2 separate regions of the Homo sapiens genome follow, and region 2 is linked to region 1. A link is a contact called in ENCODE Hi-C or POLR2A ChIA-PET data. All regions are on one chromosome and are shown on one strand. Each heading gives the region's core, a stretch centred on a gene start or an enhancer-like site at or near the end of the contact. The rest is flanking DNA. Distances are from core to core; before and after follow the strand shown.

The links. Hi-C counts contacts between places; a loop is a spot of excess contacts on that map. ChIA-PET counts read pairs that join two places held with the same protein, here RNA polymerase II (POLR2A). Pooled maps may share reads with other maps.
Region 2: a loop to region 1 is called in a pooled map, with 6 times the contacts of the local background. The contact joins two enhancer-like sites. A Hi-C loop is called at or near these places in 7 of 50 pooled maps. POLR2A ChIA-PET finds 5 or more read pairs at or near these places in 2 of 52 experiments (CD4-positive, alpha-beta T cell and endothelial cell of umbilical vein).

What each region holds. Positions count from the first base shown.
Region 1 is chr20:52,407,185-52,412,517 of GRCh38, forward strand. The region is part of intron 4 of LOC105372666 (a long non-coding RNA gene); the gene reads left to right. Among named protein-coding and RNA genes, the nearest start is that of LINC01524, 210 kb to the right of the region's middle. Within about 2 kb of position 3,132, at least 5 of the 41 ENCODE cell types and tissues checked have a DNase peak (open chromatin) inside an H3K27ac peak, as active enhancers do; they include CD4-positive, alpha-beta T cell, where a contact is called at or near this core.
Region 2 is chr20:53,946,022-53,951,203 of GRCh38, forward strand. The region is part of intron 12 of BCAS1 (brain enriched myelin associated protein 1); the gene reads right to left. Among named protein-coding and RNA genes, the nearest start is that of BCAS1-AS1, 33 kb to the left of the region's middle. RefSeq lists an enhancer at 3,076-3,175. Within about 2 kb of position 3,435, at least 15 of the 41 ENCODE cell types and tissues checked have a DNase peak (open chromatin) inside an H3K27ac peak, as active enhancers do; they include CD4-positive, alpha-beta T cell, where a contact is called at or near this core.

The sequences.
Region 1 (5,333 bases), core at 1,882-4,381:
CTAATTTTGTTCAGATGTCCATGCCTTCCACATTAGCTCAGTTGCCTCAAGGGAAGCCAACCCCACTCCAGTTTTTCAGTACACCCTGATTGGTGTCAAGAATTCCCATTCAGATTCCCCTTGCCAGTGACTGGCTTGGGGGAATGACCACTTGGTAAATCCTGGCTAATGAGTTGTGGAGGGAGATCTACTGGGATTGGGGTTTTCTGGGAAAGTGTTGCGAAGAGAGACTGCACAGTAAGAGGAAGTCTCCCTTCTTTCCCTATATATTGGGCCAGGAAGTGACACATGCAGTTGCTACAGCCATCTTGCCAATAGCTCCAGGAAGATGTAGAGGGAGGGCGGAGTCTACCTCGCTAATATAGACATCCCTAAGCTACTGAATCTACTACCCCAGAGCCCCCATTACCTCTTATCTTTATGATGTTAAAGTTTTTTCCTTCTTGAAACCAGTTTGTCTAAGTTTTCATTTCTTGCAAATGAAAGCATCTTTCATTGAGTCACTTGCCAAAAGTTATAATTTAAATCACTTTAACTGGTTCTTCCTTTCTTTCTTTTTTCTTTTTTTTTTTTTGAGATGGAATCTTGCTCTGTCTCCCAGGCTGGAGTGCAGTGGCACGATCTCAGCTTACTGCAACCTCTGCCTCCTGGGTTCAAGCAATTCTCCTGCCTCAGCCTCCTGAGTAGCTGGGACTACAGGCACATGTCACCATGCCTGGCCAATTTTTTTGTATTTTTAGTAGAGATGGGGTTTCACTGTGTTGGCTAGGATGGTCTCAATCTCTTGACCTCGTCATCCACCCTCCTCGGCCTCCCAAAGTGCTGGGATTACAGGCATGAGCCACTGCGCCTGGCCTTAACTGGTTATTTCTTAATATGATTATAGACTATCAGCAATAGAATCACATTGGGAGCTTCTTAAAATACACTTTCTGAGGCCCCATTGCAAATCTATTGAATCAGAATTTTAGTGGGGCACTACATTCCTATACACACAAAGACAGCAGAAATAATAGTGAAAACTTGATGAAATGATTTAAAAAATTATCCAAAACTTGCAAATAAAGCTGAGAATGAGTCCATGTCCTTTCAGTGTGAGTGTTGAAAAAATTCACCCAAGATTGATTATATAGAAGAATGCACCTGTGTTTAGCTGCAATTTGCTATTTGGTTAGAACCAGATACTTTAAGTTGTATGTTAACTATGTTTTCTGTCTTGGAGAAAAATAACTCCTCTTGGTGATAGTTTAGTGACCCTATACAACATTACCCAGTTTTGACTCTGTTAGCACATTTATTTCTGCATCCTTTTGGCCAACTTACGATATAAATCCTCATTCCTCAATTTCTCCTTTTAACCAACCTTACCATTATGTTTGTTTCTTCATTAATTAATGAATTAAATAAAATTTTTGACATGTATTCATTGTATATTTGTAGGAGAGTCATGCTTTTTTAAAATTGAAGATTATACTTTAATGGGATTCTTAGTTCCTTTGCTCGTTTTTCCCCTCCCAAGGAGCTGTAGCATGGTTCCTTCCTCATTACCAATAATAGCTGCTTATCTTGGTACCTGCAGATAAAAGGTAAGGAAAGGACTAAGTTTTCCCTTTTGTACCAGTGGCTATTTGTGTGTTTGTAAAACAAGCATGACTGAAGTTGCTTTTACCTTTGGCCACTGTTCTTGGCAATTATAAGCAGTGTCTCAAATGCATTTAGGTGCTGAGCTAATTTTCTGTTTTATTGATCAAATGATGTTTCTGTTCTCTGGAACACATTTAGAGCACTCAAGGTAGGTGTGACCCAGAGTTTTAATTAGATACCAGTTAAAATCTAATTTCTAGCTGCTTGTATGATCATTTGGGGCAAGTTTCTTTGAGGACAGAATAGCCTAGTGGAAGCCGTCAGCCAAGCAGTCCTGGGTTTGAATCCCAGCCCGTGATCACCGCATGATGTTGGGCAGGTTCATTAAAGTCAGTTTTCTTTCATGTGAAGAGGGGGCAATAGCAGATACTTCACAATGTAGTTCTTTAGGTGAGAGGGAAGAAGTTGAATGGAGCACCTCAGAGCTTACCTCTAAGACTAGGTGCTCAGGCTGAATTCATATTCGGCCACATAGAGGCTTGTGGTTCTGAATGAGTTACCTAATATCTTTGAGTATCATTTTCCTTACCTGAAAAGTAAATAATAGTTCCTGCCTCATAGGCTTACAAAGAACATCAAAGGAGCATTTGTCCCATTCGTCAACACTAATTGTTTGAGTACCACTTTCACGTATTTTGCTATGTTTCTATCTCATCTTGTGCGCTCATCACAAATCCTGCTACGTTGGCACCATTTCTACTATCACTTACTTGATATTTTCGTTTAATAAATTTCATTAGATAAATATTTATTGACAGTCTATTTTCTAGAAACTGTTGAGGTTTCGAGGGTCTAGCAGTTTACAAATAGGGCAAAAGTTCCTGCCCTCATACGGTTCATGTCTCAAGTAAATTTGTTTTAAACAGACACTGGATATCACCTCCATTAGTTGGAAAACAATGTCACATGGAAAAGATGGTGACTTGAATGAAAATTGTGAAAGCTAAACAATGTTGGTTTTTACAAATTCTAGCTAGACACAGTCTCCCTTTCTTTGTTTAAAAAATACATTTTTCACTTTTAGAGGGTGTTTGAGACATACTAGTGCCACACTGCAGCCCTCCTTGATGTTATTGGGAAAGTCAATAAAGAACCAGAAAGGGGGCAATTTTTCTCACTGTGGGATTCAATGTTGTTTTATTCTATGGGCCCAGCTGACTCCAAGTTGACTGCACTTATCAGCAGGTATACAGGACAGGTTCCACACTTTGGGGCCCCACTTGGATTCACATAAAGCAGCACAGTCCCAGGCACAGAGCTCAGAGGGAGATAACTTTTGGCTCCAGCAATATTCATCATAAAAGAGGGCACATTCTTCTTTGCATCTGCATGGATAGGAAAGGTCTGGGTATCCTCTGCATGGTTATTAATTACAAAATAGATTTCACATGTGTTTTCACGAGGCTGCGATTTCACAATTGCATCTTAGAATGTGCCTTCAGAGCTCTGAGAGCTCCTGGGCGTCTTGTCTTTGTATCATTTGGCTCCTCGTACTAAAAGCCACATCCTGTTATGTTTGGTTGCTAGGTGGAGAAATGTTATCATGGGCTTCAGCAATAATTTATCCACAAGCTCAAGGAGTTGTCATGTTCTCCTGACAGTGAGCTGCAGCACTTTATCAGCTCGCCTGTAAATCAGGCGTGTGTGGGTGCGAATGCCAGCACTGTTTGATCTCTCGCAGACACTGTAATAATCTGCTTTTGTCTGATTGATTCCTTCACATCACCATGCACATTGCAACAGAGAGTGGGTGCCCTCTGTTTATCTCGGCTGGTCATCTGCAGGAGGCCAACAGGGCAGAAAATGCTCTTCGTGCGGAGATGTAAGAGTTTTTGGAATTGGGGCCTTTCCATCATATCCCCGAGCTGGTTTCGTTCAATAAATCAATGATAGCTGAATTGAATGCACCATAAATACCTCAAACCATATCTCTTACAAGAATGTAAGAGTAATTCATAGAAACAGGAAAGGTAACTTTGTGAGAAAGAATTACGACCCCTACAAGCCACAGACATTCAGGGCTTTTTACTGCCTGTGTTCACATCTCACCCGTTGAACTTTGGGGGAAAAAGAATACACTGCTGGCGGGTGTTTGCTTCCAGAACGTGCACCGGGTAAAATGGAGTAGAACAGATCCTGTCGAGACTGATCACTGCTTTTCATCTGACACCGAGCTTTTCTCAATTTCTGTTGGCTTCTGTTACATGTGGTCCGACTTCATCCCTGGTGTCAAGGGATGCATCGCATCATCATTATGGAGCAATTTGGACTCTGTCATTTGGTGGTTTATGAGTCGCCCTTTTGCCACCCCCACACCAGGCCCACCCTTACGTGAGGATTGTCAGCCTTTCTGATGCTTTAAATGTCTTCCCATCAGGCAAGCCTAGTCCCTGTTTCCTGGGCTCCTAATTGCTGACAGGTAGTTTGGGGCACATTTTGGCATCTCCAGCCCCCAGGAGTTGGGCTGAAATCCGTGAGCTGATTACTGCCTTGAGCATGGCAGCAGCTTGCTGTGCTGTGACCCAGGAGCCATCCCCAGCGTCCACGCCTGCCCCAGTTGAAAGCAGAGGTCAAGCTGTATTGTAGATGTGATTGACTAAAATCCCATCGGAGAGGAGGATTGTGTTGTAGCATCCCCCTCTTGGATGGCGGCAAGATGAAATTACATGAAGAAGCCTTTCAGCTCAGAAATGAATGTAGCTATAAAAAAAAAAAAAATAAAGACAGCTTGAGTTGACTGTTTAGTGCAATCAAAGGCATGCAATTGTTCTTATTTTCATAATGGTAGTCAATAATATTAATGATTATTTATTCCACTCCTATTGTGTGCTCAGACATATTTCAGTCACCTGATAGACATTATTAGAAACAGTCTACATTAGTGGTTAGAGCACAAGTAGGCAAACCACAGCCAGTGGGCCAAATCCAGCCAGCCACCTGTTTTTGTCAGTAAAGTTTTATTAGAACACATCCACACTCATTTATTTAGATATCATCTATGACTGCTTTTCCCTACAACAGCAGAATTGAATATTTGTAACAGAGACTGTGTGGCCTGCAAAGGTGAAAATACTATCTGGCGACCATTTAAAAAAACATTTGTTGTTGACACTTGAGTTAGAGGATTGCTTTGGTGCTAGACTGCCTGTTCAAACCCTGGCTTTACCACTTAACAGCTGTGAGACATTGGGCAAGTTACATAACCTCTTTAAACCTTGGTTTTCTTTCATGTAAAATGGAGATTATAATAATGTTGGCCAGGCACGGTGGCTCACGCCTGTAATCCTAGCACTTTGGGAGGCTGAGGTGGGCAGATTGCCTGAGCTCAGCAGTTCGAGACCGGCCTGGGCAACATGGTGAAACCCCGTCTCTACTAAAATACAAAAAACTAGCCGGGCGTTATGGTATGCGCCTGTAATCCCCGTTACTCAGGAGGCTGAGACAGGAGAATCACTTGAACCTGGGTGGTGGAGGTTGCAGTGAGCCGAGATTGCACCACTGCACTCCAGCCTGGGCGACAGAGCGAGACCCTCGTCTCCAAAATAAATAAATAAATAAATAAATAAATAAATAAATAAATAAAAATAATGTTTATCTCATTGAGTTGTTGTTGGTGTAATGAGCACTGCTATGGTTTGAATCTGTCTCCCAGAAGTTCATGCGTTGGAAACCTAATCCCCAAATTTATG
Region 2 (5,182 bases), core at 2,185-4,684, 1.5 Mb after region 1:
CCTTGGCCTCCCAAAGTGATGGAGTTACAGGTGTAAGCCACTATGCCTAGCCTGAGTACTATTATTATTATTATTACTTTACCGTTTCTGTCAAGTATAACTTATAAGTAGTAAAGTTAACCTTTTCTGTATTTGGTTCTATGAGGTTAGACCAACACAAATAGCCCCCTAAAACCACCATCCAAATCAACATGTCACATGGTTCTGTCCCCCCTCAGATCTTTCTTGTGCCTTTTGTGGTCAACCGCTCCCCACCGCAGACCCTGGCAAGCACCGATCTGTTTTCATCCCTAGAGTTCTGCCTTTGCCAGGATGTCATATCATGGGATCCTAGAGTATACACAGCCCTTCAGACTAACTTCTTTCATGTAGCATAGTGGATGTGCGATTCATCCACCTTGCTGCATGGATCAATTGTGGGCCTCCTTTTATACTATAAGACAGTATAGGGTAGTACAGTATAAGATTTATATATTGTATACAGTATATATATATATATACACACACACATAGAGAGAGTATAGTATAGAGTAGTATAATAACGTATTGTAGCATAGTATATATAGATAGTATAGTGTAGTATAAGGTAATATAGGATAGTATAATATAGGGTAGTGTATATTTTATAGTATATATAGTATACATATATAGTATAGTCAAGTATGGTAACTATAGCACAGTATAGTTTAGTCCACTGTATAGTATAGTAAATAAAGTATAGCAAAGCATAATGTACAATATAGTATGATATATACAGAACACTATAGTATATAGTATAGGAAAGGGAAGTATAATGTACTATCACAAAGTATGTATGGTCTAGTATATGTACATAGTGTCATATGGTTTAATGCAGTAGAATATACATGATATCGTATAATATGTAATATAGTATATAGAGTGTATTATAGCATAATAAATAGAGTGTAGTTTAGTATACATGATGTATATAGGGCACATATATAGTATATGTATATAGTACATAGACTGTGTAGTGCCCTGTATAATCTAGCATAGTATAGTATATTGTATTTACTACATAGTGTAGTGTAATTTCATGTAATTTACCAAGGAATCAGATTGCTGGTCTTTGAACGCCAGACCTGCCACTTCCTAGCTGGGTGACTTTGGTCAAATTGCTTAACCCTCTACTTAAGCCTTAATTTTACCGTTGATAAAATGGGAATTCACAGGGTAGTTTTGAAGATTAAGTGTTAGTATATGCAATGTACTTTGAACAATCTTTGTCACACAGTAAGTGTGATAAAAGAGTTATGATTATTTTTAGTGGTGGTAGTTGAATTCACTACTTCATTCAACAACATATATTGAGGACCTACTGCAGACAATACATTGTGTTATTAATAGTTTTGGGGCATCAAGAGATGACCAGGACACCGTGAAATACCAAAAGCTTGGGCTCAGGAGTCAGCTGTGGGTTTGGGGATGCTCCATCCCTTTCTGGTTGCATGACCTCTGGCCGGTCCCTCACCGCTGAGAGCCTGCTGCCTCATCTGTGTGAGGTCTTAGACTGCCATCCCACCCGGTCCTCACTGCAGCCCACGAGGTTGACGCCACTGTCGCTCTCAGGCTACAGAGGAGGCTGCTGAAGCCCAGCGAGCCCAAGCCACTTCAGTCAAATTCCTGCCAGTAAGTGGGGTGCCGGCTTCTGTCCCCGATCTCTGAACCCTGAGCTGGGTAAAGGCCATTCCCCAACCCCTCCATTTACCGTGCATTGTAATCGCTTGTTGCTGTGATTAGAGCACAAACTCCCCATGGCACAGCGGTGCCCGACTCATCTCTGCACCTTTACAACCCAGGGCAGGGGCTAACTAAATAATACTCACAAAATAGCCTTTCCTGACTAGTTAAACCTCACAAGCATTGCTCTAAGGGCATTGTACACTACTGCCCTTCATCTTCATGCTAACCCTGTGACGTCAGCACCATTCACTTCATTGATCTGGTATCTGAAACTCAGCAAGATGACAGGTCCAAGCTCACTCAGCCACTAGATGAGAGCTAGGTTCAAGTCCAGGAACAAGCTTCTTGCAAGTGTCTAGAGCCTGGTCTCAGGCTGGCCACGGGTGGCAGCCATCCATCCTGCCTCTGTTTGCCCAGCGTGCCTTGCCGTGGATCCTGGTTCACCCAGGCTCCACCCTGCCCAGTCAACTCACCTCTATTAAAGCTTACTTCCCCGAGGTTTCCATCCTTTAGGTTCCATGAGCTTGATCTTGGGGCTTGATGGACTAAACAGCAAACTCAGATGGCCAAGTGGCTGCCACGGGCCTGAACTTTGCAATAGATGAACTTGTACAAGCATTTTCTTCATTTATTAAAAAAAAATTAGATGCTGGCATTTAAAAATTAGGTATTTGCTCTTAAAAATTCTCCACCTTTGTTATTTTCTCTTGACTAAATGGACAGGTCCTGCCACAATGGGTCTGCAGTCCCCCAAGGTAACATGTGGCTGGTGCTGAGGAGGGGCACCCCCTTTAGGTGGGCACCTGCCCTTCAGGTAGCCACAGACCACACCTGACTCACTGGCCTCATACATACACATGCCCTTCTGGCCTCACTGGGACTCCACCTTGGAGGCCAGAGACATAAATGCAACCCCTTTCCTGCCTTATATACCAGGACTACACGTCACAGTTCACAAGGCCAAACCAGACCCATTCTCTTACCTGTTCTCTCTCCAGCCCAGTGAGGTGGACAGTGATTATTATTCACCCTATTTTACAGATGCAGAAACTGAGGCTCCAAGATGACCTAGGACTAGGTCATGCGGTAACGGCCTGGCCACTTTGACTTGGAATCTGGCCCTCAGCTCACCTGTTGTCCCCGGCTCTCTTCTGTTCACTGCCCGCTCTTTCCAACCCTCGGTCTCAGGCTCCTTGCAGTGACTGCGCTGATTGTCACAAGCCTCGGTTCAGCCCACACCAGTGTGGACAGATGTCTTCCCTTTTCAAGCCTCCATTTGTTCACCTGCTAAACCTGCCTGCAGATTGCGCTGCACACAATCTAGCACTTCAGGGGCTCATGAAAATGGGAAAGGGGAAGGCTGGGAAAGGGCCATCAAAGAAGTGGTGCTTAGGGGAAGGGAGAAACCCAGTCTTCCATCAATCAGAATAGTTTCACTTTTATCATATGTGTCTGTGTGTGCGTATATGCATATATCCGCACACACACACACACACACCCAGGTTTTGTGACATTTTCTTTTGTAAACAAAAAAGTCCCTTTGCTCAAAAAGAAAGGAAAATGTTTTCAAACAGTTGGACTTTGTGAATGCCAAGGGCTTCCTTCCAGTTCTTTTCAGATTTTTGAAAACCAAGTGGGTTGCTCTCAGTTAGAACTCAAGTAGCATGATGGAGAAGGAGGAAAAAAGGACCTGACTAACGAGGACGTCACTGTGAGACAAAGATCATGCAGGGATCGGCCTGCGGTGTGTCTCATTTCCTGTGGGTAACAGGCACCACAATAGTTCTGTGGGTGGTGACAGGCTCGGCTGCCAGCATTCCCCTCCCAGGAAGGCGGTCAGGCAACCCTGGGGAATGTGTCCAGCTTGAAAGTCTTCGAGGCTTGGTCTTTGGAAAGCGGCAGGGAAGCCCCCCTCCGTCCTCCATCATTGCTGGAGGCCTTGTGACACTGGGACGATGCAGGACTTGGGGTCTAGGGGGCCTGAGCTGAATGCTGCCTCTGTCTCTGACAACCTGTGGAATGTTCAGCAAAAGACACAGCTTCTTGGAGGCCTGGCTTATGTGTCTGGGAGGTGTGGCAGAAGCAGTCCCAGCCTGAAGGGATGCTGCCATCCTAAAGAGATGAGGTCTGTAAAGGAGTGTGGTCCCAGAGGAGGGACTCGGTGTCTAGAACTGTAATTAGTGTCTCAAACCTGTCCACTTCTTGTCACTTCTTCAGGAATCACCAGGCCAATCTCCATCAGCTCTCCCAAGAAATATGACCTGTATTAACTAGCTCCTAATGACCTTCAACAGCCATTCTCCACCACAGCAGCAAAATAAAATCTTCGAATGTTATCAACAGGGGCCAAGACTTCTTACTTAATATCTGTGAGTAGCTTCCCTGCTCAGATAGGATTATGTCTGCATTCCTTGCACAGCCCGTACAGCCTGCATGAGGAGGTCCCCGCCCACGGCTCCAATCTTACTTCCATCATTCTCCCCCTACCCTACCTCTCCACCCTCAGCAACCACGGCCTTGTTTCTCTTCCTGAAATGTACTAAGCTCACTAAGCTCATTCCCACCCCCGTGCCTTTGCCAGGGCTGTCCCCTCCTCCTGGAAGAAAGAGCCTTGCTCTCTTCCTGTCTGGCACCTTTAACCTTTCCTGTCTCATCTCAGATGTATCTCCTCAGAGACAATTTTGGGATCCACCGATTAAAAGTAGCACACCCCGCCCCCAGACACACTCAGGCAAAAGTAGCACACACCCCCCCATCCATACTCAGGCAAACTCTATCGCGGGACCTTGTTTATTTCCCTCAGTGATCTCCCAGACCTACAATTTTGTTGGCAAATTTTGTCTTTAATTTTGTAATTTTAACGTTGTAGTTTTAATAATTTTAACCTTGTTTTTAAACTTATCTACTAATACTTTTTAGCTGCATGCTTCCCCTTCGAATATGAACCCCTGATGTCAGGGACCCTGTCCCCTTTGTTTGCTGAATATACCTCCAGCGCCTAGTTCAAGGCTTGGCACATGTTTCTGCAAAGGGCCAGTTGGCAAAAATTTTAAGCCTTATGAGCCATGCAGTCTAGTCAACTAGTCAACCCAACCAGTCAACCCTAGTCATGCAACTAGTCAACCCTCATGTTTTTGTGTGAAAGCAGCTAGACAACATGTAAATGAATGAACATGGCAATGTTCCAATAAAAATTTATTTATAGAAACAAGGGTTGCATTTTTAATACCCCTGGTCTAGCTCACTGCCAGGATTCTAAATATTCTACAAATATTTGTTAAGTGAATGACCAGATTATTAGAAATCATCTGAACTTTTCCATACCATCTTTCTTTTTCAGCCTTCGTACCTATTGTAGAGGCTGGCTTCTATTAAAATAATTAGAAGCCACAGTGTAAATCATTCCCTGGGTGGTGTTCATTTTAAATGAATGAATAAATCATGGGTTAAAAACGTGTAAACTAAGACCAGGCATGGT